Linked DNA regions of Homo sapiens: region 1 is linked to region 2. The links are chromatin loops, found by intact Hi-C in ENCODE. Cell type or tissue: adrenal gland. All regions are shown on one strand. Links, peaks and the distances in the headings refer to the core of each region. The heading gives the core; the rest is flanking DNA. Region 1 holds the start of LOC105372657 (a long non-coding RNA gene). Region 2 has its middle 13 kb from the start of CEBPB-AS1.

Region 1 (16,605 bases), core at 3,899-11,898, 150 kb before region 2:
ATGGTTTCCAGCTTCATCCATGTCCCTAGAAATACCGTTTGACCCAGCAATCCCATTACTGGGTATATACCCAAAGGATTATAAATCATGCTGCTATAAAGACACATGCACACGTATGTTTATTGCGGCACTATTCACAATAGCGAAGACTTGGAACCAACCCAAATGTCCAACAATGATAGACTGGATTAAGAAAATGTGGCACATATACACCATGGAATACTATGCAGCCATAAAAAATGATGAGTTCGTGTCCATTGTAGAGAACACAACAGTTCTAAAAGTGTGGTCCGAAGATCCCTAGGGGTCCCCAAGACCCATTAAGGGGTTCGTAGGATTATTTGCCCTGTTTACTCTCATTCTCACATGAGTGTAAAGAGTTTGAAAAGTTCATTGATAGATGTTTAGATTCCACATTGCATCTGAATTTAAGACATTACCACTGATTAGTTTTTGTGTAGCATTAAAGACTATTCATGGCTGGGTGTAGTGGCTCATGCGTGTAATCCCAGCACTCTGGGAGGCCGAGGCAGGCAAATCACCTGAGGTCGGGAGTTAGAGACCAGCCTGGCCAACATGGTGAAACTCCATTTCTACTAAAAATACCAAAATTAGCCGGGCATGGCAGCAGATGTCTGTAATCCCAGCTACTCGGGAGGCTGAGGCAGGAGAATCACTTGAACCCAGGAGCCGGAGGCTGCAGTGAGCCTAGATTACGCCACTGCACTCCAGCCTGGGCGACAGAGTGAGACTCCGTCTCAATATACATGTATTTCACAATGTGACAATATCCTCCCTTTTTCCAACGATGTGCCTTTGGAAGCCAGGTTTTCTCAGGTACTTCATCCTAAACAAAGTCTCACAGCAGATCCACTGCAGAAGCAAGTGTGAGGACCCGCTGTCCCCCAGAGGCCAGCTGTTACAGAGAGATGCAGAAATATCCACAATCCAACAAATGCCACTTTTCTCATTAAATTTGTCCATTTTAAAATGCATAGGTATTTATTATAAAAAATGTTATGTTCATGTAATGGATTTATTATTACATTTGAGTGAATAAATAAATATGTTATACATTTCTTAGTTTTCATTTCTAACGTGAGTATCGACTGATAGAATCCACACAAGCAAGAAGAGCTCCTTGGGGTTCTCAGCAGTTTTTTAAAATGTAAAGGGATCCCGAGGGCCACTGTCTGGGGAGGCTGCAGAACTGGCCTCTCTTCCCTGCCCTGCACCCACCTAGGCCCCTGCTCTCTTCCTTTCTCCCTTCCGTCCTTCCCCACTGTAAGTCTGTACTCAGTGCCTCCGGGAAGGGCGGGGACACCAAGTACGGGGATCCCAGGAGGCTTCCTGGCTTTTGAGTTTCAAAAGTTGAGAAGAGCAGGAAGAACTCACGTCTTGCAGAGAGCAAGGTTCCCCCACCCAGAATCAGAGCCAGGGTCGCAGGATAGGTACAGAGACGGGGTGTCAGGGGTGGCCCCCAGCCTGGGGCTGAGCCCAGTGAGGCCCAGAACCTCAGGTAGAAGCAGCTTTTCCAGGATTCTGGAAAGGCAGCCTCCAACCAGCCCTTGAAGTAGCCAGGAAGCAGCCAAATGACCCCCAGGACCAGGGGCAATGGAGAAGGGGCAGGCACAGAACCACGCAGGGCCTCAGGGGGGGGACCAGCCTGTGTCAGGCAATGCCTGGTGGGAAGACGACACCCAACACCAGTGCCTCTGTCCTCATTCCTATCCCCAACACCTTGGCCTCATGAAAGGCCAGGGGACCCAGAGCCTTCCCAGGAAAAGTGGAGTGGGGTGGTGGCGAGGGTGGGAATCACCGTCAGATGAAGCCTCCTCCAGCCTGGCATAACCACGACACAAGATGGAAAATCAGTTCCATTTGTGAAAACACAAAGAAACTCCACAGTGCCAGTGTGTGAACCGGGACTCATACCCACCCCGTGTGGAAAAGCCCCACTTGTGTGGGATGTAGCCTCCATGACAGATCTCTTTCTTTGGGCATCAGAGAGGTTGAGTCACTTGCGTAAGGCAGCTCAGCAGGAAGGGGCAGAGCTGGGATTTGCCCCAAGGCCCTGGCTCCAGCCCTCATGCCCTTGACCCCAGGCTGCTGACGGAGGGTGTTCATCCCCCAGGCCTGGCCAGAGTGTGAGGCTCAGAATCCCAGGCTGGGCCTGGGGGCACAGCCCCTGGGATTGGAGGATTGGACCCCAGCGTCCCTCAGGTGAGCAGAGGCCAGTCAGCCGTGCAGGGCGTGGTGGAGCTGGGTCTCTTGCCCAGGCTGTGCACCAGGTGTCCCCTCACCTGCTGAGTACCCCAGGAGGGGCGGGTGAGGGCCTCACCCTGCAGGACAGGTTCTTCAAGGTCCTCTGCCTGGGCGGAGTGCCTCTCACTCCTCCCGGAAGAGTAGACAAAGATGCCCCAGAAACAGGCCCAGAGAGGCCAAGAGATTAGCCAGAGGTCACACAGAAGGTCATGGGAGTGCCAAGACCACCCCTTACAGAGCCTTGGGGGAGGCAGAGCCCCTGAGGAGGGAAGCACAGAGCTGGGTCCCTGCACCTGCCCCCGCATAGAAGGCTCTTGGGGGACATGGGGGCAGGTCCTGGATGGGTTCCTGACTGAGGCAACACGGACATTGTCCGTGATGCTCCCCTCTCACCTTCCACATCTACACCATCGTAACTGTCGGGTTTATGCCCTAAATATCTCCTATATCCAACCACATCTCCTCACCTCCCTGGCCAAGCCCTGGGCCAGGCTCCTCCCTCTCACCCGTGGACTGTGGCCATCGCCCCTTCTCTGCTCTTCCTGCTTCCAGCCTCACCCACTCTCTTCTCCACATTCCTTCCTCTGCCTACGACCTTCTGTGACTCCCACTCACTCAAGAAAAAGCCCAGACTCCTCTCTGTGGCCACAGGGCCCCTGGCCAGCTCTCCTGTCTCATCACCACTTCCAATATCTGCTCCTTTGACCTGCAGCTCCAGTGAAATGACCTTCAGTTTCTGTCCACCAGACATTTACACATTCTAGTCCCTCTATTTGCACTATTTTTTTATTTGTAATAATTGAGGTGAAATTCATGTGACATGCGATTAAACATTTTAAAGTGAACAAGTCAGTGGCATTTAGGACATTCACTACGTTGGGTACCCCGTATCCTGGCACTATTTTTGCTGATCCTCCTTTTCATCCTTTCAGTCATCCAGACGTCACCTCCCCCAGGAAGCCCATCTTGACCCTCCCTTCTTCCCCATAGTTTGGATCAGATGCCTCTTTGGAGCTGCCAGGTCCCCTGTGGCTCCCCTACTGTGTTGTGTTGCCCGCTAGTGTGAGTGGGCTGAGGGCAGGAACCACGTCTGATTCTTGTCAGCACTCGCGGCACCCACACATGTGTGGACTTGGGGTGTGTTTGTGATGAATGAGGACAGAGGCAGAGACAAGTGGAGAGATGGTGAAATGTGAACTGAGCATCCCCTTCGCGCCAGGCCCTGTGCTCGGTGCTTGTGCGTGTCACGCGGTGGAGGACAGAGCAGACATGGAGCCCGCCCTTGTGGAGCTGACATCCCCAGGGGCGGGGTGAGGGGTGGGCCAACATGCCCCCTGACAATTACAAGATGGCATCATCAGGTCTCCGATGATGAGTATAAGGCATTGTGGGAGCACCCAGAAGCCTCCTGACCTGCCTGGGCTGGGAAGGTTCCTCGCAGGTGGCATCTAAGGGTTGTGAAATACACAGAGGGCTGAGCAGGGTGGGTGCAGAGGGCTGGTGGGGAGTGTCCCCAAAAGAGAGCACAGCAGGGACAAAAGCCTCGCCCAGGGGGTCCCGACTGCGGTGATTTTGTTCTCCCCGGGAACATTTGGTGGTCTGGAGATGTTAGTTTTCACAACTGGGGAAGGTGCTGCTGGCATCCAGTGGACCAAGGCCTTGGACGCTGCTTAGTGTCCTTCAGAGCACAGGACAGCCCTGCAATGGAGAATGGTCCAGCCCGAGGCTGAGAAACCCTGGCACAAAGGCAGGCCTTTGGGGGCACTAAAAGAAGCTCAGGAGAGGAGGCTGGAGGGGGCGCAGGCAGCCTCAGCCCCATCCAGGGCTTTGGATTTGGGGATGGGGTGTTCAGCCCAAGAGAAGACTTAGGCAGCAGAGGACCTGCTGAGATGCAGGGTTCAGGAAGCTTGCTCTGGCCACAGTGTGGACTAGGATGATACGGCTGTATGATCCAGTGGCAGAGAAGTCGAGGCAAAGGGCACAGAGAATGCAAAGGTCCTGAGGTGGAAACTGTCTGAGTAGGTTCTGGAGACAGAGGGGAGGCCGGCAAGTGCAGAGATTACTGAGAGACACCATGCAAGGCCACGGAGGCTGCAACAAGACTTAGGGGGTTAGTCCAAGAGCAGTGGGGAGCCCTCAAAAGTGTTTCACCAAGGGAGGGGCACTGTCAGCCTTGGGTCCTAGCAGGCTCCCCCTAATCCTGTGTGGAGAATGGATCCTAGGGGTGAGGGCGGTGCAGGGAGATGAGGAGGAGGCGAGGCTGGGGCCAGGTCAGGCCAGGAGCTGGAGTGAGGTGTTGAGGGGGTGTGTCCGCCAGGCCCAGCTCATGAGTTTGATGGGAATGATAAGCAGAGGACTGGAGAGTGGCTCAGAAGCTTCTAGCTGGCGAGGCAGCCTAGGCAAGGGGCCTTGCAGGCATCTCTTTGCACCTCATGGCTCCTGGGGGGCCGAAGGCCCTGATATCTATGCCTCCCACCCCTTCCTGGACAAGTCCAGCCTCTGCATAGATGTCTTCAACCCATGCACCTGCAGGAGGCAGCCCGGGATGCTTGCTGTTGGGATTTTCCCAGAGTTCCAACCCCAGGACACACTGCAACTCAAAGTGGAATCCAGCTGCTGGTGCTGCCTCTTAAAGAAAGGCCAGAAAAGGACAGAGCCAGAAAAAGCCCCGTGTTCCACAGTCGACTCTCAGCAGCGCCAGTCTCTGCTGTCTGCAGGGCCTGGGTTCGAATCCTACCTACGCAACCCCGTGTTCAGTGCCTTGGGCTCCTCACCGGTGGGGTGGGCACAGCAGCGCCTCCCTCAGAAGGCTGGTGATCATTTGAAAATGAGATAATTCATGGAAAGTACCTGGTGCATAGTCAGTATTTAGTAATTGTCAGTGAATATTACTATTATTATTAATTAGGGCATTGAAAATAATTCACACTTGCTCCCCTCCCCAGCTGGAAGGGCCAGTTTTGGCTTCAAATCAACCAGGACTTCATAGCTGACGCAGGGCCACACACAGAGCCCCACACCAAGCTCCCGGGGGATAAACCAGGGGAGGGCTGTTCCCCTCATAACTGACAGCCCAAGAAAAATTGCAGTTTGCAAGACACTCATGTGGAAATGGAGGACTTTGGAGCCATGAACCCACTCCCACACTCAGATGCCAGGGCCTCAGGCAAGTCCCTGAGCCTCTTGGAGCCTCATTCTTCCCATCTGCGGAATGGGAACTCTGCTGCCCACGCAGCTTGCCGGAAGGTGGAATTGAACCCTCTCTACTCTACTTTTGAGACACAGGAGGGGCTAACTCTGCCTCCCGGGGATGGCATCCTGGCCCCTCGAGGCCCCCTTTAGGGCTGAGGGCTCCTCTTTGCCAAGCAGCTCTTGTCTCACAGACCCTTGCGCCAGCCCTCAATTGTCCCAATTCTGCAGATGAGGACTCAGAGATGTGGCCAGGTACATCACAGAGCTGAGGCCATGCCAAGCTCGGTGCCCTCCTGGCCGAGGTGCCTCCCGCTTGCTCCCCTCTCAGCCCTCGAAGTCACTGCGACTCGTCGTCTCAAGCCAGAAAGTGGGGCCAGATGGTGGCAGATCCACGGGCGTCTGTTGCATAATTAAGTGAGGGCGAAAAATGTTGTTTGTAATTAAACAAGGGAACCAGGACAGCAGCAGCCTCCGCAACAGCTGGGGTGGCTCAGGAAGGGGAGGCCACCCCTCTGGAAGATTCTGGCTGGGGGTGAGGGGTGGGGGATGAAGCTTGCAGAGGTCGTGACCTCTGTTCCTCCCCTAACATCCCAGCTCCACCTCTGCCAGCTGCGTGGCCTTGGCTCCGTCCCCTCCTCTCTTTGTGCCTTGGTTTCCAGACGACGGCAACAGCGGGGCTTGTCCTGGTCTTCTCTCACCTGTCCACACCTCAGGGCCTTTGCACTTGAGGTGCCCCCTGCCTGGCAGGCGCTTCCCACACCCAGATCTTCCCAGGGAGGCCCATCCACCTGCCCCAGGTCACAGCTCAACTGCCTTCTCCTCCTAGCGGCTTCTGGAACCTCTCCCATCCTGTCACCCGCTTCTGTTTTCTCCACAGCCTGGCTTGGTGCCCTGCACACAGTAGGTTCTCAATAAGTACTTGTTAAACAAATGGAGAGCCCTGTGTCATTTGTCCCTTTTATCTGTCATTCTGTTTGCTCCAAAGCCATGAGGCCGTTTCACAGATGAGGAAAACTGAGGCAGGTGAAAGAGGATACACCTCGCCAGCCTCCTCAGGTGAAGCACGGGCGACATGGACAGCCATTGAGCTTGATCACCCCTGGGTTCAAATCCCAGCTCTGCCTCTCCTTCTTGGTAGGGGACCTTGGACAAGTGACTGTGCCTCTCTGTGCCTCAGTTTCCTCATGTGTAAAAATGGATGGTTATATTGAACTCTCAGGGTTGTTGCGAGTCAAAATGAAAGTGTTAAAGCAGGTGGTAGCCACTAAGTACCAGAAATAGTGTTCCATAAAATATCTGCTGAATTAAGGAAGTGAGAATCATTATCCACATTTCACAAATGGGGGAAACTGAGGCACAGGGAGGTGAAGCTAACTAAGCAATGAAACTGAGTATCAAACCTAAGTCCGTTCAACTCCAGAGGCCTCTTGTGCAATGAAAGTAACATTGTGGAAAATTCTAGGCCTCAGGACTCCCAAGTGATGGGAAGGATGGGAGACTACCTAGCATGTAAGAGGATGACTGGACAGGCACAGCCAACCTCCATGTGGGGGACAGGCAGGCAGCAGAGATGGCCCCGCCAGGGCCCACATGAAGGATGGCTGGACCTGGCCAGTCTCCACTCTCTGTCTTTCTGATATTCCATTAAGGAGTCTCGCTCTATCACTCTCAGTCCATGGAGTTTGAGCAAAGCTGACCCACCCCCAGCTTCAAGGATGTCGTTGTGACTGAGGACCTGGCCATGGGCCACGGGGCAGGGTGAGAGATGGCCACATGATCCAGTCACAGCCAATGAGAGCCAGTCTGGGGGCTTTGATAGGAATGGTTGAGAAAGAGTGCTGGAGCTTCCCTCTGGGTCGCTGGGCTGATAGGGTCATATTAGTATCAGTGGGAGTCGTAGTCACAGTGGCAGTAGCAGCAGCAGTTGTAGTAATAAAATGATAGCTAGTATTTACTGAGCATTAGGTGTGGTAGTTGGTGCTTCATATATATTGATTAACTCAGTCTTCCAGAGAGACGTGGAAAACAATATCATTCAAACACCTGGATCTAGCTATGCCTGAAGCAAGCCTCCCTGGAATTTTTTTATGTGACCCAATAAATTATCTTTCACCTAAACTGGTTTTAGTTGGATTTTTGTTCCTTGCAACTGAGACAGCCCTGACTAATCCACCTGCCTTCTGGATGTTATCTAGGCTTCCATCTCCCCATCATTACTGTAGCTGAAGCGGCGCACCCATTAACTGTTTTATGCCTGTTGCTGACTCATAGGTTTCCATTGGAGTTCTTGGTCCATCCTTCCCAAACAGAGGCCCCAGGCCTACTCCTTTTCCCATTCTGGCTGAGCAGGAGAGAGGGCGTGTAGGCGTGGTGCACACCTGTGTTCCAGGAAGGTGCTCCGTGGGGTTTGCTTGGCCCCAAAACACACCTCGTTATTAGTGTGATGACTGCTATTAAATAGTCTTCCCGAGCAGATCAGCTGCTTTGCATAAATGGTGATCTCACCAAGACTTCCCAACAACCCTGCAAGGCAGGTATTGTCATCCCATTTTAAAGATGAGGAAAATGAGGTTCAGAGAAGCAAAGCCTGAATCCCACAGCTCTAAGCAGCAGATCCTGCACTCCCTAACTCCAGAGCTGAGCCCCTTCCAAGAGCCAAGTTCACAGACCCTGGCTGCCAGAACTCAGGGTCAACTTGGTTTATAATATGTGTGACAAATCTATGTGTATGTAGAGTCTATGAGTGTGTGTGTATAGTACATGTGTCAAATCTCTATGTATGCAGTCTATATGTGTGTGTATAATATGTCTCGAATCCACACATACAAATAGAATGCAAATAAGTAGGTATTCTATAGGTAATCTATATGAATATCGAATGTGTGTCTAATATATGTGCCAAATCTATATGTATGCAAAATATAAATGTGTGTAATATATGTGTAGAACCTATATGAAGGTAGAATATATATGTGTGTGTATAATATACATATAGAATCTACATCTATGTGGACATATATGAGTGTGTGTGAAATATGTGCATAGGATCCATATCTACACAGGACATATATGAGAGTGTATGTGTGTGTGCGTGTGTGTGTCTAATATATGTGTGGAATCTCCGGTTTCACCTGCCCTGTATCTCTGCACAGCAGGTACATTGTGCAGTGAGAGAAAACAACGACTATCTTCTCCCACCTCATCCTGCACCACCCTGGACCAGCCATTGTTCCCTGCTCCCCTCTGGCCTCCCGCAGTCACCTGGCCTCCCTGCTCCGCCCCTACCCCAACCCATTCTCCCCTTGGGCTGGAGGGCTACTATTAGAACCGAGGTCAGGTCAGGACTCTCTGCTCAGAGCTTTGCATGGCTCCCAGCTCTTTTAGAGCAAAGTCAAAGTCCTCACAACAGCCCGCAAGGCCCTGCCTGGTCTGGGACCTCCCTCGTGGTTTCCCTGACCTCCTAACCGACCCTGTCTCCCTCTTCCCCTTGGCTGCAGCTCCGCAGCCTCTTTCTCTGGGGCCAGGCACGCTACAGCCTGTGCACTTGCAGTTCCTGTCCCCCACGCAGATCCCCTGCCCCGGATGTCACTTCATTCAAGTCTCAGCTGAAATGTCACCTCCCCGGAGAGGTCTTCCCAGATTCTCTCCAGCTCCTTCCCCTGTGTGGATGTTCCTAAGACGCTCCCATGTGACATTCTCCCACCACCCAGCACAGTGCCTGACATGCAGTAGCTGCTAAGCCACTGGCTGATGGGCGAAGGGGCAAAACCAGCCAGCGTTCAGGTCAGCGCTTGTCCTGCTGAACCTCCTCTCAGGCCACCCAGGATCTGCACGGCCTCACCTGGCCTCTGCCCACCACTGTTTTCCCACCAGCTCACCCACTCCACTTCCTTCTTGTCTGGGGCTAGAAGTTACCTACAGAGCCTTTCTCTGCCTACATTTAATGGCTGATTTTTACAAAAAAGCAAAAAGGCAAGTGTCAGCAGCAACACCCCTCACCTCCCATTCCAGGGTGTTTCTCTGTCACTGCTGGGCCCCATGGGGAAACTCTGCCTTCTGGGACAGTCCCGCCTCATGCGCAGGAACCGGTGTTCCAGGTGGCTGAAGTTTCCGGATAACTGAGGATAACCTCTGGAATCAAGGAATGGAAAAAGCGTGGCCAGTGGTTGACTCTAACCCACCAAGGGGCTCTGTTAGGCCAGCACTTTTGTATTTTAACAGCTCTATCAAAATATAATTCACCTACCATAAAATTCGCGCTGTAAAAATGTACAATTCAATGGTTTTAAGTACATTCACAGAGTTGTGCAACCATCACCACAATCAATTTTAGAACATTTTCACCACCTCCCCAAAACGCCCCGTATCCCATGCCTACTCCCCATATGCCCTCATCCCAGCCTCCCCAAACCACCAATCTACTTGCTGTTTCTACAGATCTGCCACTTCTGGGCATTTCCTAGGAATGGAATCGTGCCCTATGTGGCCTTTTGTGTCTGGCTTCTTTCACTCAGCACCACGTTTTCGAGGTTCATTCACACTGTAGCATGAGTTTGTCGTTCATTATTTTTATTGCCAACTAATATCCCATTGTATGGACCCACCACATGGGGTTCACCCATTCATCCAGTGATGGCCATTGGAGCTGTTTTCACTGTGCAGCTGTAATGAATTGTGCTGCTGTGAACATTTGTGTGTAAGTTTTTGCGCAGACATATACTTCTGTATCTCTTGGGTATATACCTAGAAGTGGAATGTCTGGGTCATGTGGTAACTCAATCTACACTTTTGGGGAACTGCTGGACTGTTTTCCAAATCGGCTGTACCTCTTTACAATCCCGCCAGCAAGATATGAGAGTTCTAGCTGCTCACACCCCCACCAACATTTGCTAGTGTCTGTGTTTTTGATCATTTGCCATCCCAGAAGGTGCAAGGTGGCAGGCCAATGCTTTGCCGTCATTAGTGGCAAACGTTTAAAAACTGGGACAGTTTCTTATTTTTTTATTTTTATTTTTTTGAGACTCAGTCTCTCTCTGTTGTCCAGGCAGGAGTGCAGTGGCATGATCTCAGCTCACTGCAACCTCTGCCTCCTGGATTCAAGGGATTCCCCTGCCTCAGCCTCCCGAATAGCTGGGATCACAGGCCACCACACCTGGCTAATTTTTTTTTTTTTTTTTGTATTTTTAGTAGAGACAGGGTTTCACCGTGTTGGCTAGGCTGGTCTTGAACTCCTGACCGCAGGTGATCTGCCCGCCTTAGCCTCCGAAAGTGCTGGCAGGTGTGAGCCACTGCGCCTGGCCTAAAAATTGGGAGAGTTTCTATCAAAATCTGGATCTCTGGCTTCTCTTGAGGAAGATGGCTTTTTGGCATGACTGGGATGCGTTCCCCGTGGAGGCTGAGTCGCAGCTACCCTCCAGGCCGCCACAGTCCTCACCCAGCCAACCCTTGTTGAAGGGACTTCAGGGCTCCTTTGACACTGAGGTCTGTAATATGTGTTTGAGCCCAGATGAGGTCCACAAAGATGAAGAACTTTCATCACTTGGCCTTTCTGGAATCGACTTTCCCTCAGGCCGACTGGGGGTTGAACCACGAATACATTTTCCTACATAGTATATCCCACATTGACACAGGGTACCGTCTAAGGGATCCCTTATCCAAAATGCTTAGGACCAGAAGTCTTTTGGATTTTTATATTTTCCAAATTTTGGAATATTTGCATATACACAATGAGATATCTTAGGGATGGGACCCAAATCTGAACATGACCTTTACTTATGTTTCATACAAACCTTATACACACAGCCTGAATGCAATTGTACATAATTTTTAATAATTTTGTGCATGAAACAAATTTTGTGTGCATCGCACCAACAGAAAGAAAGGCGTCCCACACCTATCTCAGTTACCCACGTGGACAATCTGTGGTTGTTTGGCATCACCCTTATTCCTGACTCTGAATTTATATGCTATCAATAAGCAATCATTGTCTCACACTTACTCACACATAAGTACTCCATGGTAAAAAGTATGACATAGCATTAATACAGTGGGAAAATAAGGAGTTCAGGGCGACCAAGCAGAACAGCGATATCAGCAGATAGGGGGCTCAGCCGTGAAACAACAGCGACAACAGAAAACCGCGGGCTTTCACTTACGGCATCAGGTCCGCACTCAGAAAGTTTCAGATTTGGGAGCATTTCGGATTTCAGATTTGCGAATTAGAGATGCTCAACCTGTCTTTTCACAGTGATCCTGGAAGGGATTCATTGTCCCTGTCTCCAGATGAGAAAATTGAGGCTTCCTGAGGAGACAGCACGTGGCCCGTCCTGGGTCACATGCTGGTGAGGGTCTGGGCTGGGATTCCAGGCAGCTGGTCTGACCTCCCCGCCCTGTGGTTTTGGTTTTTGGTTTTTTGCAGAGACAGAGTCTTGCTGTGTTGCTCAGGCTGGTCTTGAACTCCTGACCTCAAGCGACACCCCCATGTTTGCCTCCCAAAGTGCTGGGATTACAGTGTGACCCACTGCACCTGGCAGTCCTGTGCCTTCTGTGACATCACATGGTCTGTGAGGTCCCTGGGTCTTTCTCACATCCTCACACTGCGGTGGGCAGCCCGAGATGCAGGTCTCTTTCTTAAAGAATTGTGTTTGAGCAAAAAAGCCCACAGAAGTCACCATCTTTCCACCTCAGGATCTCATACAGTTCTGATAATTATAGGTACAGGGAAGTCTCAATTTCAAATGTTCAAGTCCTAAATGGATTGATTGTGTTCACTGGACTACAAGTTCCAGGGGGGAGGGGACCTTACCTGTTTGTTCACTCCCATGTCCCTCGTAAGAAGAACCTTCCAGGCACAAGGTATCTACTATGGAAACATGTGTCTGATGAATGGATGGAGCTGGTGATACATTTATTTATTTTTATTTTTATTTTTTTGAGACGGAGTTTCACTCTTCTTGCCCAGGCTGGAGTGCAATGGTGTGATCTCAGCTCACCGCAACCTCCATCTCCTGGGTACAAGTGATTCTCCTGCTTCAGCCTCTGGAGTAACTGGGATTACAGGTGTCTGCCACCACGCCTGGCTAATTTTTTTTTTTTTTTTTTGTATTTTTAGTAGAGACGGGGTTTCACCATGTTGGCCAGGCTGGTCTCGAATTCCTGACCTCAGGTGATCCGCCCACCTTGGCCTCCCAAGCTGGTGATACATTTAAAAATAGAGTTTCCAATCTTTTTTTTTCATAACTTTTTTTCAAAACTTTTTTTTCAGCAAAGGTGTTTTGCTAAATGTCTAACCAAACATGCTTGAATGTATCCACCCTATTGCTTAGCTTCAGATCACGACTCCTTCTTCCCTTATAAGCAAGTTACTCACCTTCTCTGGGACTCAGTCTCCTCATCTAGGAAATGGGGACAAGCATGTACCTACCTGAAAGTCAGTGCAGGTACCTGTAAAGCTCTCAGGACACTGTAGGAATTAGTGGCTATATTCATTATTATTATTATTATTTGTTTTCATCTGAGAGCCAGGCCAGGGGTTTGGGGGACAAAGGTGAATCAGGTTGCTAGCTCTGGGTGACTCAGATTCTCGCCTGCATCATGGAGAGTTCACAAGAAGGGTCATGGTGTCCCCTGAGAAATGACAAGGAACCAACTGGTCTATGAACGTGAGGGGAAGTGACTGAATGGTGGTTAGCCTGAGCTGGAAAATGCACACTCGGTTGAGTTGCTCAATCCATCCGGTGACAGCAAGGCCCTCGGGTACACTGGGGGAGCCAGGTACATGCTCAGGGCCCAGTGTAGAGGGGCTGGGCCTGAATGGCAGAGGGGATCCCCGCAGCCTAGAGCTGGAGGCTCCCAACCCCTGGAGACATGGGGGCCTTTGGAAGGAGGAGGCATGAATGCTGCCTCGGCTGTTTTTGGCTTAACGCTGAGGTGTCCCTCAGCCTCCCACCTGCCCAGAGAAGAAAGTCATGTTTTTTAAAAGATGGAGATCCGGCCGGGTGTGGTGGCTCACGCCTGTAATCCCAGCACTTTGGGAGGCTGAGGCCGGTGGATCATTTGAGGTCAGGAGTTTGAGACCAGCCTGTCCAACACGGTGAAACCTCGTCTCCACTAAAAATACAAAAATTAGCTGGGTGTGGTGGCAGACGCCTGTAGTCCCAGCTACTCAGGAGGCTGAGACATGAGAATTGCTTGAACCCGGGAGGCAGAGGTTGCAGTGAGCCGAGATCGTGCCATTGCACTCTAGCCTGGGCAACAAGAGCGAAACTCCGTCTCAAAAAAAAAAAAAGATGGAGATCCTGGGATTACCCCCAGACATCGGGAGCTTCTCGGGGGCTCAAGCTTCTGGCAGTTTCTTTACTTGCTTTGGTTGAATTCTTCATTTCCACCCAGGTCTCACCCCTCCAGGCTGCCAGTCTCTTTCTGCACAGGCCACACATATGGGGCCTGCTTGAACCCGGGAGGTAGAGGTTGCAGTGAGCCAAGATCGCGCCATTGCACTCCAGCCTGGGCAACAAGAGCGAAACTGTCTCAAAAAAAAAAAAAAAAAAAAAAAAAAAAAAACCACAGAACATTATTCAGCCTTCAAAAAGAAGAAAACCTGGATTATACAAAGTGAAATAAACCTCTATCTCGAAGAGCAAGGAAACCTTTCCCAGAAGCCTCTAACAAATTTCTCAACACATCTCATTGGCTAAAATCACATTCCATGTCCAGCCTAAATCAATCACTGGCCTTGTTGGGGTGGGGGACACTGTGGCTGACTTAGAGCAACGGGAATCAGTCCCCTGAGGCTTGGCTGAGGCCCATCTTCCTGGAGCCCATGGGAGGGGTGGGGGCAGGGATTTCTTGTGCAAAATGAGCAAAATAGGTTCTGTTAGGAAGGAGGAAGTGGGGGGATGGCTGAAACGGGAATAGCTCATTGCCGCTATCAGCATATCTGCTTCTTGCTGTCGGGACCTACTGAACTGCCTCCGTTTCTGGGTTGTTTTGAACTGACTCTTCCGCTTTCTCATAAATTCTGTAAGCTCACTCATGTTCCTCTAATAAATTTCCTTCCCACTTAAGTCAGCCAAATCTGGATCTCACTGAGGCCCCAAATTTCCTCAGTGATCATCTTTAGCATCATCGTCACCGAACCATCTTTGCTGATATTTATTGAGCACTTGCTATGTGCCAGGTCCTGTGAGACACACTTTGCTTACAGCAGATATTCTCAACCAGGGGGTGATTTTGCCCTGCAAGGAATGTTTGGCAACGTCTGGAGATATGTGTGGCTGTCACAACTCAGGGAAGGAGGTGCTACTGGCATCTAGCGGGTAGTGAGGCCAGGGACACTGCTAAACAAGTCCTGCAATGCATGGGACAGCCCCCAACCAGGAGTTATTTGGCACTAAATGTCAGTAGAACACAGACTGGGCAACTCGCTCCTAACCAAACCTGGCGTATTTCACAGAGAAGCAGCCAGTCCAGAATGCCCGAGGGCCCAGGTTGAGAAAGCTTGCCTTGCACTGTCAAGCAGTGAATGGCCGAGAAGCATCTGCTGTGTGCCTGTCCATGCTGAACAGTAGTGGGGCTGAGGGCCCAGCCTTAGCCCCTGGGAACTCGAGCCCATTTTAGTCCTTTAGGTTATTCCACTTGCTCTTTTCCTTATTCCAAAAGGAGCTTGAGGCAACCAGAACCAGCGATCATTGCTCATATTGCCCATGAGTGAGAAAAGAAACTAGCTCTGTGGAGGAAGAGACGCCTCCCCCAGCTTTGGATATTCAAAGGGGTTCCTCATGAGAGAATTTCGCATGGGGTCATGGCAGTGCGGACAGTAAGGTGATGAGATGTATATTCAGAAGGCTCAGCTATTTGTCAGGATTTCTTGTAGCTGCAGGCAATGGAAACCCAACCCAAGGTGGGTTTTAAAAAGGGAGAATGAGAGAGCCATGTCTGCTTCAGATACAGCTGGATCCAGGAGCACCGCTGACGATTTTCGTCTGGGGGCTGTCTGCGCCTCTTGGCTCTGCTTTGCCCCATGTCACTGGCATTCTCAGGCGGTCTCTGTTTCTCAGGGTGGCACAGTGCCTCAGCTGCTCCAGGCTGACATCCTACAACGAGCTCAGCCACCTCAAGGCGGCAACGTCTTTCCCATTCCAAAGTCGCCGGTTTAATTTCTTGGCCCTGATTGGATCGTGTGCTTACCCCTGAACCAATCCATGTGGCCAGGGGCCTGACTGGCCAGGCCTGCAGCCCTGAGGATGGATGGGGTCAACTCTCCTAATTCACAAGACCAAGGGGGTGGAGGCACCACAGGGGAAACTCAACGTGGTCTCCAGAAGAAGGGACACATGTGCTGGGTGGCCCCAGACCCGCGCAAATACAGCATCCTCACCAGCTCAGCCAGCGAATCTAACAAGGACCTACTTTGAGCCTGGCGCCAAGCCCAGAAATGAATCTGGCAACTTCCTGCCCTCTGGGAGGAAAAGAAGATATAAATAAGTGCAATTCAAAGCACTGTGTGATGTGTCCTGAAAGAAAGAAACAAACAAAAGGCTACAGACACGAGAGGTTGGCTGAGAAAGGGCACTGGGCTGGCAGGAATGGCTTGAGCAAGGGTAAGGAGGTGGGAGGGGCCAGGTGTGTTCGAAAAACTAGGGGTCATCCTCGTGGCTGGCGACGTGGGGAACGAAGCTGCAGAGGGCAGTTGGGGTAGATGGAGCAGGACCAGGCTCACCCAGCCGGGCCGTTTGGACTTTCTCCAGGTCGCAGCGGGGAGCCATTGATGGTTTTAGAGCAGAGCAGAAGCAAGATCTGGAGTTGCACTTTCTGAAGATGAACTCAGCCGTTGTGGAAGGGGAAGGGCTGGGACAGGGAGAGACTGAAAGGGACAATTGAGCAGCTGTCACAACTGTCCCAGGACAGATACTGGACATCAGAACCAGGGCAAAGGTAGGGCAGAGGTCTTTTCATTGTCTCCGAGGGCTGGGCACATAGTAGGTGCTCAATAAATGTGGGGTGGAGAGAGGAATGGGAGAAGAGGCCTGAACCTTGGCAGCTGCAGGAGGGGAGGGCCGATACCAAGTTTATCCAGTTACGCTGAGCAAAGCCCCCACACCACAGTGGGTCCTCAAGGAAGCCATGGCTACCCTGGTCAGCCCCCAA
Region 2 (16,605 bases), core at 5,139-13,138:
TCTCCTCTCCCTCCCCTTCTTTATTTTCCTCCCTAGCACTCATCATCGGACCACCTGTATCCCCCACCCCAATAATGGACCCGCCATGAAGGTGGGGCTTGGGGCCGCCTTATTCTCTTCTGTATCCCCGGGCTTAGCACAGCACCTGGTGTGTGGTGTGTGCTCATCAAAGTCATTCCTGGAGCACATCTTTGAGAGTCTTTTGTGTGCCAGGCTGTGAGTTGCAGACACAGCACAGAACAAGATGGAAACATCGTGGCAAGTAGGATCAGAGGCCCTGGGTCTAGGAACCTTACCCAGCCACTTCCCGGTTGTGGAACCTCAGGAAAATATCGGAGGCCTGAGGGGTAGCTGATCCCACCGGCCAGCTAGACCCTCCCAACATCCTTGTGACATCCACAGTGTGATAATTCTCTGGAAAGTGCTGGGCTCAGTGCGTGTTGCTACCTTATGGTTGATTGTCCATGCTCTTACCGGTTTCACAAGCAAACTCCAATTGACCAAAAATCACCCCAGTGGAACCCCTCAATTAACCAAATTGGGGTTTGGGGGAGGAGGGTTTTTTTTGTTTTTCTTCCCCTTTGCTTCCGTCAGTCCATTTACTAGCTGTTTATTTACCGGGCACCAAGTGTGTGAACATCATGGAGTCCCCGCTTACAGAAAGGTCTCAGAGTCAAGGAAAGAGATGGACTAGAAATATGGGGCAGAGGCAAAGTCACAGGAGACGTCCTTATCAAGTGGGAAGACCTTGCCACCTTCCAAAGGAGGAAACTGGCAAACGCACCATGTGGACGGCTCTCAAGAACATCACGGAAGGACAGGAACAAGTCCCATTGAGATGGCTGGTGTGAGGTCGCCAAGGCATTAAAAAGAACGATCATCCGGAAATGCAAATGAAACCACAATGAGATATTACTACACACATGGCCAAATAGCTCATATTAAAAAGACTGACCTCTCCAGGTGTACTCAGAATCAAGGGATGGGGCCAGGCATGGTGGCTTACGCCTGTAATCCCAGCACTTTGGGAGGCTGAGGCAGGCAGATCACTTGAAGTCAGGAGTTCGAGACCAGCCCGGATACCTGGCAAAACCCCATCTCTTCTAAAAATACAACAACAAAAAAATTAGCCGGGTGTGGTGACACACACCTGTAGTCCCAGGTACTCAGAAGGCTGAGGCAGGAGAATCGCTTGAACCCAGGAGGCGGAGGTTGCAGTGAGCTGAGATGGTGCCACCTCACTCCAGCCTGAGCAACAGAGTAAGACTCCATCTGAAAAAAAAAAAAAAAAAAAAAAAAGGAGCGAGATGGGCCAGAAATATGGAGGACAGCAGTAGCGAAATGCTTTGGAAACTGTTTGGAAATATGCAGAAACTCAACACACGTGAATGATGTGTCCAGTGATGATGCCTCGGGTATAAACTTGATAGAAACAAGAGCTGGCATCCACCAAATGACACAAACAAGAGCTGGGTGCAGTGGCTCATAGCCATGATCCCAGCTACTCGGGAGGCTGAGATGAGAGGATCACTTGAGCCCAGGAGTTCAAGGCTGCAGTGAGCTGTGATAGCACCAATGCACTCCAGCCTTGGCAACAAAGCAGGATCCCAACTCGTAAAATAAAATAAAAAAAAGAAAAAGAAAAAAGACACAAAGAAGAATGTCCATGGCAGCTTTATTCACAACAACCAAAACCTTGAAATAACCCAACTGTCTACCAACAGTAGACTGGACTATGGTATAGTCACACAGTGGACAGTGGAACACAACACAGTAGTGAGAATGAAGCTGTACAGTACTGCATAGAGGAACTTTAAAAGTTTAACTGAGCAAAAGAAGCCAGACACAAAAGCAAATACTCTGAATGATTCCATTGATATGAAGTTGTAGAACAGGCAAAACAATGTAATCTGTTAGAAGTCAGGAGAGCAGTTGTCCTAGACAGAAACATTTTTCAGTGATTAAAAATGTTTGTTCTGTTTCAGGCCAGGTGTGGTAGTTCACACCTGTAATACCAGCACTTTGGGAGGCCAAGGCAGGTGGATCATCTGAAGTTAGGAGTTCAAGACCAGCCTGGCCAACATGGTGAAACCCTGTCTCTACTAAAAATACAAAAATTAGCCGGGCAGTAGTGGTGCACACCTGTAATCCCAGCTACTCAGGGGGCTGAGGCAGGAGAATCGCTTGAGCCTGCGAGACAGAGGTTGTGGTGAGCCGAGATCTCGCCACTGCACTCCAGTCTACAGTGACAGAGTGAGACCCTGTCTCAAAAAAAAAAAAAAAGTTCTGCTTTTTTATCCAAGTGCTGCTCACACTGGTGTGTTCAGGTGGTAAAAATGTATCTTCTGTACCCTGCTTAGACTTCTGTAAAAGTTCACATTTTAAAAGATATAACAGAAAGAAAGGAAGGAAGGAAAAGCCACATTCACACAGAGATGAAAGAAATGCATACACAAAGATCTGGAAGTTCAAACCCCAAAATTATAAAACCACGCTGACAGAGTGAAAAGGAGCCAGCCCTGGCCAGATGGTCCAGAACTGACTTCAGCTTGATTGGAAATGTTATCATGTGTTAAGAGAATGGATACCTGTATTACTATTATCAATTTAAATCAAAATTTCTTAGTAAAAAGGCAAAAAGACAGCCAGCCACGGTGGTTCACGCCTATAATCCCAGCACTTTGGGATCAAGCAGGAGGATCACTTGAGCCCAGGGGTTTGAGGCTGCAAAGAGCTATGATTGTGCCACTGTACTCCAGCCTGGGCAACATAGCAAGACTCAGTCTCTTTATTTATTTATTTATTTATTTATTAAGTTCCGGGGTACATGAGCAGGATGTGCAGGTTTGTTACATAGGTAAACATGTGCCATGGTGGTTTGCTGCACCCATCAACCCATCACCTGGGTTGGATGTATTAGCTCTTTCCTCTAATGCCCTGTCTCCTTGTGTCTTAAAAAATTTTTTTAATAAAAAAAATTTAGGGCAAAAAGAGAGGCCAGCCAGGGAATCAAAGAGCAAGTTGTAGCTACTGAGAACCTCCTCTGTGCTCCAGGGGCACACACGTAGGCATGCCTAGCCCTTACTTGCCCAAGTTTCCCACTGATAGAATCTGAGGGCCAGAAGACCAAGGTTCACCCATTGTTTCTCTGTGGCCTGGCACAATGCACTTCCTCCCGTTTCCCAGGTAAGGAAACTGAGGTCAGTGAGGTTAACGATGAGGACAACTGCCCTCAAAGAGTGTTCCTGAGCACTCAGGAGACAACTCAGGTGAAAGTACTAGGTGACCATGCCGGATGCCACAGTACAGCCAGGACTGGCCACATCAAGATGCAGGGCCCTCGTTCACAAATCATTAAGAATTTCAAGGCCAGGTGCGGCAGCTCATGCTTGTAATACCAACACTGTGGGAGAGTAAGGCAGGAGGGTTGTTTGAGCCCAAGAGTTTAAGACCAACCAGAGCAACATAGAGAGACTCCTCCCTACTCCAATATCTACAAAAAATAAAATTTTAAAAATTACCAGGGCTGGGGGCAGTGGCTCATGCCTCCAACCCCTGAGCTTTGGGAAGCTGAGGCGGGCGGACTGCCTGAGGTCAGGAGTTCGAGGTCAGCCTGGCCAACATGGTGAAACCCCGTCTCTACTAAAAGTATAAAAAATTAGCCAGGCGTGGTGGCAGGCGCCTGTAATCCCAGCTACTTGGGAGGCTAAGACAGGAGAATCACTTGAACCCAGGAGGCGGAGGTTGCAGTGAGCCAAGACCGTGCCATTGCACTCCAGCCTGGGCAAGAACAAAACTCCGTCTCAAAATAAATAAATAAATAAAAATAAAAATTGCTGCGCACAGTGGCTCATGCCTGTAACCCAACACTCTGGGAGGCCGAGGTGGGCAGATTATTTGACGTCAGGAGTTCAAGACGCAGCCTGGCCAACATGGTGAAACCCCATCTATACTAAAGATATAAAAATTGGCCAGGCATGGTGGCTCACGCCTGTAATCCCAGCACTTTGGGAGGACAAGGCGGGTGGATCATAAGGTCAAGAGATCAAGACCATCCTGGCCAATACGGTGAAACCCTGTCTCTACTAAAAATACAAAAATTAGCTGGGCATGGTGGCACTCACCTGTAGTCCCAGCTACTCAGGAGGCTGAGGCAGGAGAATCACTTAGAACCTGGGAGGTGGAGTTTGCAGTGAGCCGAGATCTTGCCACTGCACTCCAGCCTGGTGACAGAGTGAGACTCTGTCTCAAAAAAAAACAAAAAAAAAAAAAAAAAAAAAATATATATATATATATATATATATATATATATATATATATATATATGTATAAAATTAGCCAGGCGTGGTGATGGGTGTCTGAAATCCCAGCTATTCAGGAGGCAAGAGAATCGCTTGAGCCCAGGAGGCAGAGGTTGCAGTGAGCAGAGATGGCGCCACTGCACTCCAGCCCGGGCAACAGAGTGAGACTCTGTCTCAAAAAATAAAAATAAAAATAAATAAAAATTACCCGGGCATGGTGGCATGTGCATGTAATCCCAGATAATCAGGAGGCTGAGGCGGGAGGATCACTTGAGCTTGGGAGGTTGAGGCTGCAGTGAGTCATGATCACACCACTGCACTCCAGCCTGGACAACAGAGCAAGACTCTATCTAAAAAAAAGAAGAGAGAGAGAATTTCAAGATGACAACAGCAGACCTGTAAACCAAGTGGGGGCCCTTCCAAACAAGGGGCTCTGTGGAATTGCCTAGATGGTACTCCCATGAAGCCACCCTGGTTCTACCCTAGCTTACCAAGAGCTTTCACAAAAACCAGCATAGAAAGTTTTCTGATAACCTTCAGGCAGTCAGAAAGCTCCTTTCTCTAGAACTTTCCATTCCATGCCAGCTGTTTTCACATGTTGGTGTTTGTAAGGCCTTAGAGCAACAGGGGCTCCCCTCTCCCAAGGAGCAATAACATCAACAACAGCAATAGCAGCTGCCATTATTGGACAATTAGCACATGCCGGCATGGTGTTGAGTTCTGCACACTTTTGACTCCTCGACTCTGCTCACCAATGCTATTAAGTAAATGCTGTCATAGGCAGGCTCTGAAAGTGGAAACGGAGGTACAAAGTAGGCCACTCACCCCAGGTTGCAGAGCCAGAAAGAAGAAGAACTGGGATTCACACCCAACCCTGCAGGGCTCCAGAGTCCACACGCTGGCCCAGGAAGGAAGGCAAAGGCCGGCGGGAGGTGGACGGAGGGTGGCAGAGCCACCCTAGGCCAGGGAGGGAAGGCTCCAGGGATGGGAGCCACCCTTTGCTCCACTGACTCCCCTCCCGACTTGGAGCTGTGAGCTCTGAGCTGCAATGGTCTTTGCCAAGCAGTCATTTCGCCATCCCCTGCCAGACCCTAGGGACCTCTGGGAGCACAGCAGAGCTGTCCAGCCCGGAGAGTCCAGGCCAGAGCACTGGGTAAGGAGCACACTCTGGGGTTCCTCAGACCCAGGTTCAAATCCTGCCTCTGCCACCCACCAGCTGTGTGACCTCAGACAAGGTACACTCCCCCTCTGAGCTCCTGGGTCTTTTTTGGCTTTTCTTTTTGAACCTCAGGTGTGCAGGGTGACGTTATCTGATGCCTCAATTCGCAACATGTTATCATGATTGCCCACACAGGCTGCCCTCTAGTTGTATTCATTTATTCCCTTTCACCCCAATCCCTACTCCCTGCCCACCTGACTCTCCTATGTTCAATGTGCAGCATGAGTTCATTGATTTTAGGTTTCTACTTTGATGCTGGCGTTTAACATATGTACAGTAAAGCGCATAAACAGACAGCTCAATGAACTCTTCTTTGTTGTTGTTGTTGTTGTTGTTGTTGTTGAGACAGGGTCTTGCTCTGTCACTCAGGCTGGAGTGCAGTGCCACAACCATGGCTCACTACAGCCTTGACTTCCTGGGTTCAAGCGATCCTCCCACCTCAGCCTCCTGAGTAACTGGGACTACAGGTGTATACCACCATATCTAGCTAATATTATTTATTTTTTGTAGAGACTGTGTCTCCCTACATTGCCCAGGCTGGTCTGGAACTCCTGGGCTCAAGTGATCCTCCCACCTCGGCCTCCCAAAGTGCTGGGGTTACAGGTGTGAGCCACTATGCCTGGCCTGAATTCTTATATATGGATAAATTCATGGAACTACCACCTGGGGTAAAACATAGGAATTTTGCAGATCCCAGAAGTCTTCCTCATGTCCCACTGCAGGCAATGACTCCTCTACCCCACAGAAGGAACCACTTTTGTGCCTTCTAGATTCATCTTACCTGTTCTTGAACTTCATATCAGAGGAATCACACAGAAAGTCGTCTTTTGTGTCTGGCTTCTTTCCCTCAGCATAATGCTTTTAACATTAATCTATAGTGTGCATGGGCTGGGCATGGTGGCTCATGCCTGGAGGGTTTGGGGATAAAGTGATGTCATGTCTACAGCTGCCTCTCAAATAATTCAGGCAAAAGAAAAAAATACAAATGGGGGAAAAGACAAAGTGGGGAAAAATATAAACAATATAGCTGAAGGATATCCTGAAGTTTCTTTTCTTTTTTTGGGACAGAGTCTTGCTCTGTCACCCAGGCTGGAGTGCAGTGGCGTGATCTCGGCTCATGCGACCTCCGCCTCCTGGGTTCAACCCATTCTCCTGCCTCAGCCTCCCAAGTAGCTGGGATTACAGGTGCGTGCCTCCACACCCAGCTAATTTTTGTATTTTTAGTAGAGACGGGGTTTTGCCATGTTGGCCAGTCTGGTCTCAAACTCCTGACCTCCAGTGATCCACCTGCCTTGGCCTCTCAAAGTGCTGGGATTACAGGCGTGAGCCACCAACCCTGGCCCAGCTGCTACTTTCTACCAGGGCCCAACAGGCGGGAAAGAAAAGGCAGATTCAGACCCTTCAGCATCACCCAGGACTTGAGGAAGGGAGTCCACATTGCACAAATGGGGTTTTGCCGCCTAAGACTTGTTTTTTTCTGCGTTTACAAGGGTTCAAATCAGTGCCGTTGGAGAGTGTTTGAGGCTGTCACAACATCTGGGGAACTGAGGCGTGGGGCATTCACATGGCTGTCAGGAGGAGGCCTTGGGCTCAAATTGTAGGGGGCGTGGGATCTTAAACCATCATTGGCAGCCAGACTGATGGGCAGGGTAGTGACACACTAAGATCCTGTCATCTTTGCTAGGCTCTGGTTTTATGGGATCTAAGGTTTTCCGTGGTTCTAGTTCCAGGTGGAGAGTGACAACTAACTCTGGCATGTTGCACATTCTCAGTAAATGAATTGTGGAGTAAATTCCTTGTGATGATAATTGATATTTATTGAGCATTTACTATATGCCAGGCAGTATTCTAAGCACTTTGCACCTATCATCTCCATTAATCCTCTCCACATCTTGTGAGATAGGTACTATTATTACCATCATTATTTTGTAAACAGGAAACTGAGGAACCGAGAAGTTAAGCCACATGCCCAAAGTCACAAGTTGTTAAGAGGAATATAAATGAATGAATGAATGAATGAATGGCAGTCCCTATCTAGATTAGCATTTTTCTTTTAAACATTACTGAAGCGAAAGTCCAGTTGCAACTCTTCTTGGGGAATAACAATCCAGCCCAAGCTCCCTGACTCCCTGTTCTCTCCAAGTCAGCCTCTCTCCTTCTCATTGCTTAAGGGGAAGTGTCCCCCATCCTGAGCCTGAGGTAGCTCGAGCTCCAGCCTTAGAAACACAAAGACCTGGGGCCCTAATGTGATGGGGACCCTATCATGTCCCAAGATCGCACGCATGTAGCTTCCTTTAGTTGTATATAGGCTCTTTTGGCCTGAAACAGTTCCTTTCTCAGTCTCTCCTTGACCCACATGACCTTGACATGTTCGAGGATGCAGGCCAGCTATTTTTTTTTTTTTTTTTTTTTTTGAGACGGAATCTCGCTCTGTTGCCAGGCTGGAGTGCTGTGGTGCAATCTAGGCTCAGCTCACTGCAACCTCCGCCTCCCGGGTTCAAGCAATTCTCCTGCCTCAGCCTCCCAAGTAGCTGGGACTATAGGTGCAGGCCACCATGCCTGGCTAATTTTTGTATTTTTAGTAGAGATGGTTTCACCATGTTGGCCAGGTCTCTATCTCTTATCCTTGTGATCCACCCACCTTGGCCTCCCAAAGTGCTCCTCACTTCAGATCTCTCGGATGTTTCCCGTGATTAGATTCGGTCTCCGTGTCTGATATATATTTGCAGGGATACAGCAGAAGTGATGCTGTGTTCCTGATATATGGTCTGTCATGTACTGAGGGCTTACTTTTCACCAAGACCCACAATGCACAAAAGTCAAGGATGTGACAAGACCTATTGCATAGATGAGGAAACTGAGGCTCAGGAAGAAGAGGTCACTAACTCCAGGTCAAACATCTAAGTGACAAAGCTGAGATTTAGACTCACATCCATCCAACTCATGAGCCCTATAGGGAGATCACGAAGGAACGAGGGACGATGAGGAGGAACGGCCCGGCATAGGGCAGGGGGCCTTAGAGAGTCAGCCTCAGTTCATTCCATGATCACAATCTCACTACCTCAAAAATGCAGATCTCTGATCCTTGTGGGGTGGCTGAGACCAGGGATATCTGGCCCTATTAGTGACATTAAGACTCTGCAATCCCGCTCCTGGGTAAATACACCAGAGGCACTCTGAGAAGACCATTAGGGGGCTGATAAACACAAAGATGTACCACCTAGGTCTCCTTCAGGGGAGAACCAGCTGCAGGGAGTATGATGAGGTGATGAACTCCAGCCACCAACAGCTGTCCCAGCTGCAGAGAGCCATCTCGCCCCAGCCATCCTTCCCAGGGCAGCCCGAAAGCCAGACAGACCAAGGCAGGGTGTAAAGGTCTGGCCATTTTGCCCAACACAGGGCACCCAACAAGCAAGTTCCTCTCCGGTGCTCCCAAGACTGCTCAGGGCTCTGCAGGCCTGCATCGCTGCTGGATGACTTCATCTGCCCAGTCCTTCTTGCACCCCCTCCATTTCTCAGGTGTTGACCCCCACAAACATCTTGCACTCCAAACTCCATTTCAGTATCCACACAACCTGCCCTGTGACAGAGGTACATTCAACAATGCTTGTCAGAACAGTGTTTATGGCTGTGGGGACTTAGAGGCAAAATCATTGTCCACCACAAGGGCAGTGGTTCCTTAAAATGTGGCAGATACATACAGAGGAATGTTATGCATCAGCATAAAAAGTAATGAATCAGAGGGACACAGAGCAACCTGGAGGCATCTCTCAAGCCTATTCTTCCAGGAATATATGCTGCACTCATGTAAAATGTGACCTATTGGATAGAATTGTCTGTTGCAGCATTGTGTGAAATAGAAAAAGACTGGAAACAATCTAAATGTCCATCAGAAAGAGACTGGTTAAATAATTATGGTACATCCATCCAATGGAATATTATACAACCATTAAAAGGAATGTGGCAGCTCTATAGTACTGATATGAACAAGCTCCAAGATACATTGTTGAGTGAGAAAAGCAAAGCACAGGTCAGTGTAAAAAATGTGCTACAGTGTGCATAAATATCGTGTGTGTGTGTGTGTGTGTTTGGGTGCACTCACATAGACCATTTGAAATAAGAAAAAGCTGCTGGAAACTTCAGTAACCTCTGGGAGAGGGATCTGGGAATGTGGGGGCAGGAGTGGGAGGGAGACAGACTTTTCATTGCAAATCCATTCACACCTTTTGAATTTTGAACAATGAGCACATATTATGTATTCAAATTGAAAGGAAAAATGTATAGAGGCCATGGTGAAGTTGATCTGAGGCCATCCATAAGAAGGGTGGCATAGTGTGGGGCCAGAGACTGAACAGGGTAAGGAGGGTGACCAATCATGGAACAGAGGTGGGGGGACAGTGACAGCAAACTGGTTACATATAGGGGATGGGTCAAATAAACAAATATATTAAGAATAATGGAAGCCTATTTTCTCACTGATGGAAAAGAGAGTTTCAAATATGGAAAGAGAAAATTAGAATAAACTCTGTGATGCTGAATGGGAACTGCAGTTATCAGTGTACACTCATTTTTCTAAATAGATGATAGATGATAGACAGATAATAGTTAGATACAGAAATAACACAGCTGTAAATATGTGTCTCTATATATACATATATACAGTCCTTAACTCTGTCCACTGAGAGAGTCAGGCAGTGGAGACACCCCAACAGCAATGAGCACTTTGTCCTGAGATTTTGGCTTCTAAATTCCATTCTCTACTAAAAGGAACCAGGGCTCCTGGGAGAAGTGGCTGATTCCAGAGCTGGGGGCAGAAAAAATACCAGATGAGCTTATAGTACCTCACTGTGCCAGAAAGTAAGAAAATGCTCAAAGAATGATGGTGACACAGAAGCTAGTTAAAAGTGGCTCCCAGGAGCCAAATCTGGGACAATTTAAGCATATAAATAAGTTAACAATGATGATGATATACCACAACCCACTGAATAAAATAGAAAACTATGAATCTATACTGACAGAAATAAATGAATAATTGAAAGTCTGATGACATTCAAGAAATTCACACAGTTTCAGCGTGCCTCCTCTCAAATGCTGATTAACTACAAAGAGCGGGGAAAGTAACCCTACAGATGCGAAGTCTGGCAGCTATCTCCTCAATCAAGTCATCAAAGAGTGCACCATCAGCAATGGGACGAGGAGAAGAACATAACATCGCTTCTTTGATTTTTCTGCCAGAGCTGCAGAACCTGAATCTCACCACAATGAAGCATCAGACAAACCCACAGGGAAAGACATGCTGTAATGCTGTACAACAGCTGCCCTGTATCCTCAAAAGTGTCAAGGTCATGAAGGTCAAGGAAAGACTAAGGAACTGTTCTACCTTCAAGGCAACTAGAGAGATGTGGAACTAAACAAAACATGTGGCCGGGCGCGGTGGCTCATGCCTGTAATCCCAACACTCTGGGAGGCCAGGGTGGGAGAATTGCTTGAGCCCAGGAGTTCCAGACCAGCCTGGGCAACATAGTGAAACCCTGTGTCTACAAAAAATACAAAAATTTGCCAGGCAGGGTGGCACATGCCTGTAGTTCTAGCTACTCAGGAGGCTGAAGTGGGAGGATCGCTTGAGCCCAGGTAGTTGGGGCTGCAGTGAGCTATGATCACACCACTGTACTCCAGCCTGGGTGACAGAGTGAGACCCTGTCTCAAAATAAAATAAAATTAAAAATAAACACAAAGTATGATCCCAAACTGGATTCCCTTACTGGATGTTATCAGGGCAACTGGTGAAACCTGAATGGGTCTTGGTAGACAGTCATGGTGTATCCTGTTAATTTCCTGATTATGATGGTTATATTGTAGCTATCTAGGAAAATGCCCTGGTTTGTAGAAACTATGTATCAAAACATTAAGGGGTGATAGGGCAACAGGTCAGCAATTTATTCTCAAATAATTCAAGAGAACCAATTTGAGACGTTTCTCAAACTAAAAAGTTTTTTAAAAATACACAGTAAAAAAGTAAAAAACAGAATGAGAGCTAAGTTTCAATACCATTAACAGGAATTAAAACATATATTTTTAGATTTCTGATGGCTTAGCAAGCCACTTCTAAGTGAAATATGTGAATATGTTCATCAAAAGACATGTCCCCTCGCTGGGTGCGGTGGCTCACGCCTGTAATCCCAGCAGTTTGAAAGGCCAAGGCGAGTGGATCACCTGAAGTCAGGAGTTCGAGACCAGCCTGGCAAACATGGTGGAAGCCCATCTCTACTAAAATTACAAAAAATTAGCCAGGTGTGGTGGTGGGCACCTGTAATCCCAGCTACTCGGGAGGCTGAGCACGAGAATCACTTGAACCTGGGAGACAGAGGCTGCAGTGAGCCAATATTGCACCACTGCACTCCAGCCTGGGAGACAGCACAAGTCTGTCTCAAGAAAAAAAAAAAAAAAAAAAAAAGACATGATCCCTCAAATATTCATCTCAGCCCAATTCTAAAGAGCTCAAAACTGGTAACAACCTGAATGTCCATGAGGGATCGAATGGGTAAATCCATTGTGGTGTGTCCATGTAATGTCATTTTGCTCAGTAATAAAAAGGCATAAATACTGATACACACAACAACTTGAATGAATGTTAGTTACAATACTTAATAAAAGAAGCCAGACATAAACAGCATCTATTGTGTGATTTCATTTCTATAAAAGCATAGAAACAGGCAAAATTAATGTTTGCTGTTAGAAATCAGAATAATGATTACCCTTAGGTGTGGAAGAGGGGTGGCTAGAAGGGACACAAAAGGCTTCAGGGGTGCTGGAATGATCTCTTCTTGATCTGGACACTGGTGGGTCAACACCAGGAAAATTCACAGAGCTGTATATCTGTGTTATGTGCACATTGCTGTGTGTGTATATTTCACTAAGAAAGAAAGAGAAAAAAATGTGATGCACGGGAAAATAGACTAAAGCGCAATGCAGGCTTTGCAAGGACTGATGACAATCGTGTCCTAAGAACTGGAAAGCATAATTAGCTCTGCATCTGACCTGCAAGAATAAAAGCAGGAAAGGGTCCCTGTTGTCCCTTTGTCCCTCACCACCCCACAAGAGGGTCAGCCAGGCGAGCTTGATGACTGGTGCCATGTGGCATGAGAGGACTGAGGCCTGGCTGGAGTCAGGTGCCCCAGGCTGCCCTGACCCCCACCCCAGTTCTCTCTCCTCCACAGCCTGCTGACTCCCACCCACCAGCCTCTCTGAGGAGTCTTCCTCCTCCTTGGCCACCCCTGTCCCTGCCAGGGCTCCAGGGCTAGGGCAGGGATCTGATGACAGCTATAAAAATAAAAGTTCACCCGGCCCGGCTCCCTGGCCTCCAGACTCACCTCCCAGAGATCTCAGCTGGGCTGGCCCCAGGAAGGCTGGCAAAGGTGCCTCCCAGCCCTGGCAGGCCAAGGCCTCAGTGGAGCAGGTGGTGGCGGGCAGCATGGGTCAGAAGGGTTATTCAGGGTGGCATGGGGCATCTGGTCCCAGCGCAGCTGCCAACAGGCTCTGTGAGCTGCAGCAGGACCTGACCATCTCTGTTTCCAAACGGAGGAGTCCCTTAGTGGATCACATATGCAGGCTAGGGCTACAAAATGCGGAGCTCACTGAGGTCAGCAGAGAAATTTCTGTCCATTTCAAGGGCTTGGTTCAAGCCTGGGCTGAGGCACACTGAAATTTCAGAGTCATGAGAGAGAGACACTTGAGGACAGGCAGGATATTTTCATGACAGGAGGTCTTTGTGCATTACTTCTGTAATTAAAATGAATAAAAAGAAATCCTTCCACCACATCTGATGGAAATTCTTTTTCCTAAGCAAAGCGTGCATTTCTGTGCTCATGTGCAATAGTGTCCGTAACAAGGAAGCACTGGTGCATGATGAAAAAATGCAGGTCGTGAAAGAGCTCACACAGGTTGATTCCGTTCTGGCAAATATATCAGTTAGAAATAGACTCAGCTGCCAGTAACAGGAAGCCCAAACGACAGAGACCTCAGTAAGCAGAGATTTCTTTCTCTCATGTAAACAAGCCCAGAGCAAAGCAGGTAAAGACTGGTGCGGCTGTTCTACCACCATCAAGAACCCCAGTGCCTTTTGTCTTTCGGATTCACCATCCTCAGCATGTGGCTTCCATGCTTCAGAGTTTGCCTCATGATTCAGGATGGCCCCTGGAGCTCTGGCCATCACATCTGAGTTCCAGGCAGGAAGTAGAAAGAAGCAGGGGCTGGGAGGTGGCAGAGAAGGAACACAAAAGGGAATGTGCCTCACAGCCGAGTCAACCCCCTTTAAAGAGCTTTCCCAGAAGTCCCACCTACAGCTTCTATTTAATCTCACTGGTCATCCCTAGCTGCAAGAGAAGCTGGAAACTGTAGTCTCTTAGTAGGGTACTTGCCCCCCCAAAATAGAAGGATCTCATTGGTAAGAAAGAGGGAGAGGAATGAGTATTGGATCGGCCACTTTAGCCACAATGAGGAAAAATACACATGGAATGAAAATTCTGGAAGTTAACAACTTACCCTGTGTGAGTTAACCTGTCAAATCTTTGCAAAACACTGTGAGGAATTTTATGATCTTCTTATTACAGATGGGGGAACTGAGGTCCAGCAAGATGCATTCACTTGCCTCAAACTACAGAGCTAGAAAATGGTGGATTTGGGCCAGGCGCGGTGGCTCACGCCTATAATCCCAGCGCTTTGGGAGGCTGAGGCGGGCAGATCACGAGGTCAGTTCGAGACCAGCCTGGACAACATGGTGAAACCCAATCTCTACCAAAAATACAAAAATTAGCCGGGTGTGGTGGCGGGCACCTGTAATCCCAGCTACTTAGGAGGTTGAGGCAGGAGAATTGCTTGAACCCAGGAGGCGGATATTGCGGTGAGCTGAGATCACGCAACTGCACTCCAGCCTGGATGACAGAGCAAGACTTCGTCTCAAGGGGGAAAAAAAAAAAAGAAAATGTTGAATTCAGAACACCAGCATTCCAATTCTAGCATCTAAGCTCCTAACCCACCAAAATGGTAATGATGATATGAATAATGATGACAGCTAATACCTACTGTGTGTGGCACTGCTTTAAATTTGTTGTGTTATCTCACTTAAGCTTCACAACAACCTTATGAGGCAGGTACTATTAATTATTCCACTTAATAAACAAGAAAATGGAGGCACAGAGAGGTGAAGTAACTTGCCCAAGGCCACACAGCAAGTGTTAATGGGTTTATTTCTGAGTAGTGCTCTTTATTTCCTTCTTTTATTTATACTCTGCAGTCTCTGATCCTCCCATCACAATCATGCATTACTTGGGAAATCAAATAAAAAGCAAACACCCCCGCAGAGGTCCTGTCTCCTGCCTGTCCCCAGTCCCTCACCAATCCCACCCTGAAGACCCCTCCCTCTCCAGCCTTGCCTCTCTCCCCACAAGGGTTGGTGCCCTCTCCCCTGCAGTCAGGGCTACCCAAAGAACTCTCCCTCTCTTGGCTCCCGGCCCTGGCTCCTCCAGCGCCCCTCCTGGTGAGCCCTCCCCTCATTCCTGCCCGATGAACTGCTCCCCGTGGCTCCAGGCCCTGGGTCACAGGCTCCTCGCCTACGAGGTCTCCTGGGCCCGGGCAGGCCTCCCTGTGCCCTTCACCGACTGCACTTTACCTCATCCCGAAGGCCCAGGAGCCTATTTCATTCCCTCCACAGGCTTGTCAAGGCCTTTCTGGGTGCCACACCTGGCAGGGACACCCACTCTCTCATCCTCAAAGCCACCTCACAGCCCGCCCAGCCTCCAACACCCTGCATGAAAGATGTGGCCTACCCCTCCCCGCTTTCTCCATCCTCCCCTCCCCCACTCCAGCCCTGCATGAGGAACACTGTGCCCTCCCCATCCTTCCCTCCCCCATTCCACCCATGCATGAGGAACCCTGTGCCCCCATCCTCCCCTCCCCCACTCCACCCCTGCATGCGGAGCCCTGTGCCCCCATATTCTTCCCTCCCCCACTCCACCCCTGCATGAGGAACCCTGTGCCCCCCCATCCTTCCCTCCCCCACTCCACCCATGCATGAGGAACCCTGTGCCCCCATCCTCCCCTCCCCCATTCCACCCCTGCATGAGGAACCCTGTGCCCCTATCCTCCCCTCCCCCGCTCCACCCCTGCATGAGGAACCCTGTGCCCCCATCCTCCCCTCCCCTACTCCACCCCTGCATGAGGAGCCCTGTGCCCCCACCCTGCCCCACCCCTGTCCTCTTCTTCCCCACTCCTCCCCTTGCTGCCTCTGCTCCAGCCATGCTGGCTCCAGGCTCTTCTCCTCACACGGAGCTGGGCCCTGCCTCGGGGCCCTTGCGTGTGCTGTTCCCCCAGCCTGGAAGGCTCCCTACGCGTTCCCCCCCAATCACCCTCCTCCACTTCCCCCACCTTATTTTCTTCAGGGCCTTTATCACAATCTGCAATGGGCTTGCCAATCTGCTAGCCACACATTGTCTCCTCTACCACAATGACAGCTCCGGGGGTCAGGGACCATCTTGGGCTCACAATGGGTGCTTGCTCGACACTGGGTGATATCTGTACTCCGTGCTCACAGGTGAGGAAGCCCAGGTTCAGCAAGGCTAAGTGCCTCAACCAAGGTCACTCTGCAACCAAGGGACAAGGCCCAGAGCTCTTTTGCTCAAGCATCCTACCCCTCAGAGGTGTCTAATTGTGTTCTTCCCGTGTCTCTTCCCCAGAGCAGTCAACCAGACAGAAAAGTGGCTGAGCTTGGGGCTCAGGCAGGCCTGGATTCAAATCCCAACCTTGCTGCTCTTGGGACAGGAACTGTCCCCTCTCAGAGCCTCGGGTCTCCTCTCTGTAAAATGGAACTCTTTCCTTTCTGTCTCGGAAGACACCTGGGAGGGGCTAACACCACCAGCCCAGAAAGCCCCTGGCTTCCCCAGCCCACTCTGGCCTCTCCTGGGTCTGCCCAGCCCAGGCCTCCCTCACTACCCTGCCCCGGCCAATGCACCATCAAAAATCCCACAGGGAGCGGGGACTGCTGGGACGCCATCACAGGCCACGCAGGAGATTGGCCAAGCTGAGAAAGAA

Evidence for each region. Peaks named below come from ENCODE experiments on the same cell type or tissue, not always from the same donor. Only the 100,000 strongest peaks of a DNase experiment are listed, where the experiment ranks them.
Region 1: a loop joins it to region 2, with 2.4 times the contacts of the local background. A loop is called at or near these places in 9 of 110 quality-filtered maps.

The regions. Positions count from the first base shown.
Region 1 is chr20:50,346,018-50,362,622 of GRCh38, reverse strand. LOC105372657 (a long non-coding RNA gene) reads right to left here and starts at 11,925. Exons shown (of 3, transcript XR_936837.3): 1 at 11,613-11,925. RefSeq lists a silencer at 7,086-7,298 and an enhancer at 12,119-12,168. In adrenal gland, for the core only: no CTCF peak of the experiment used is centred there; no DNase peak of the experiment used is centred there; H3K27ac peaks cover 1,357 bases.
Region 2 is chr20:50,197,016-50,213,620 of GRCh38, reverse strand. No RefSeq gene overlaps it. Among named protein-coding and RNA genes, the nearest start is that of CEBPB-AS1, 13 kb to the right of the region's middle. RefSeq lists enhancers at 14,650-15,165, 15,166-15,683. In adrenal gland, for the core only: no CTCF peak of the experiment used is centred there; no DNase peak of the experiment used is centred there.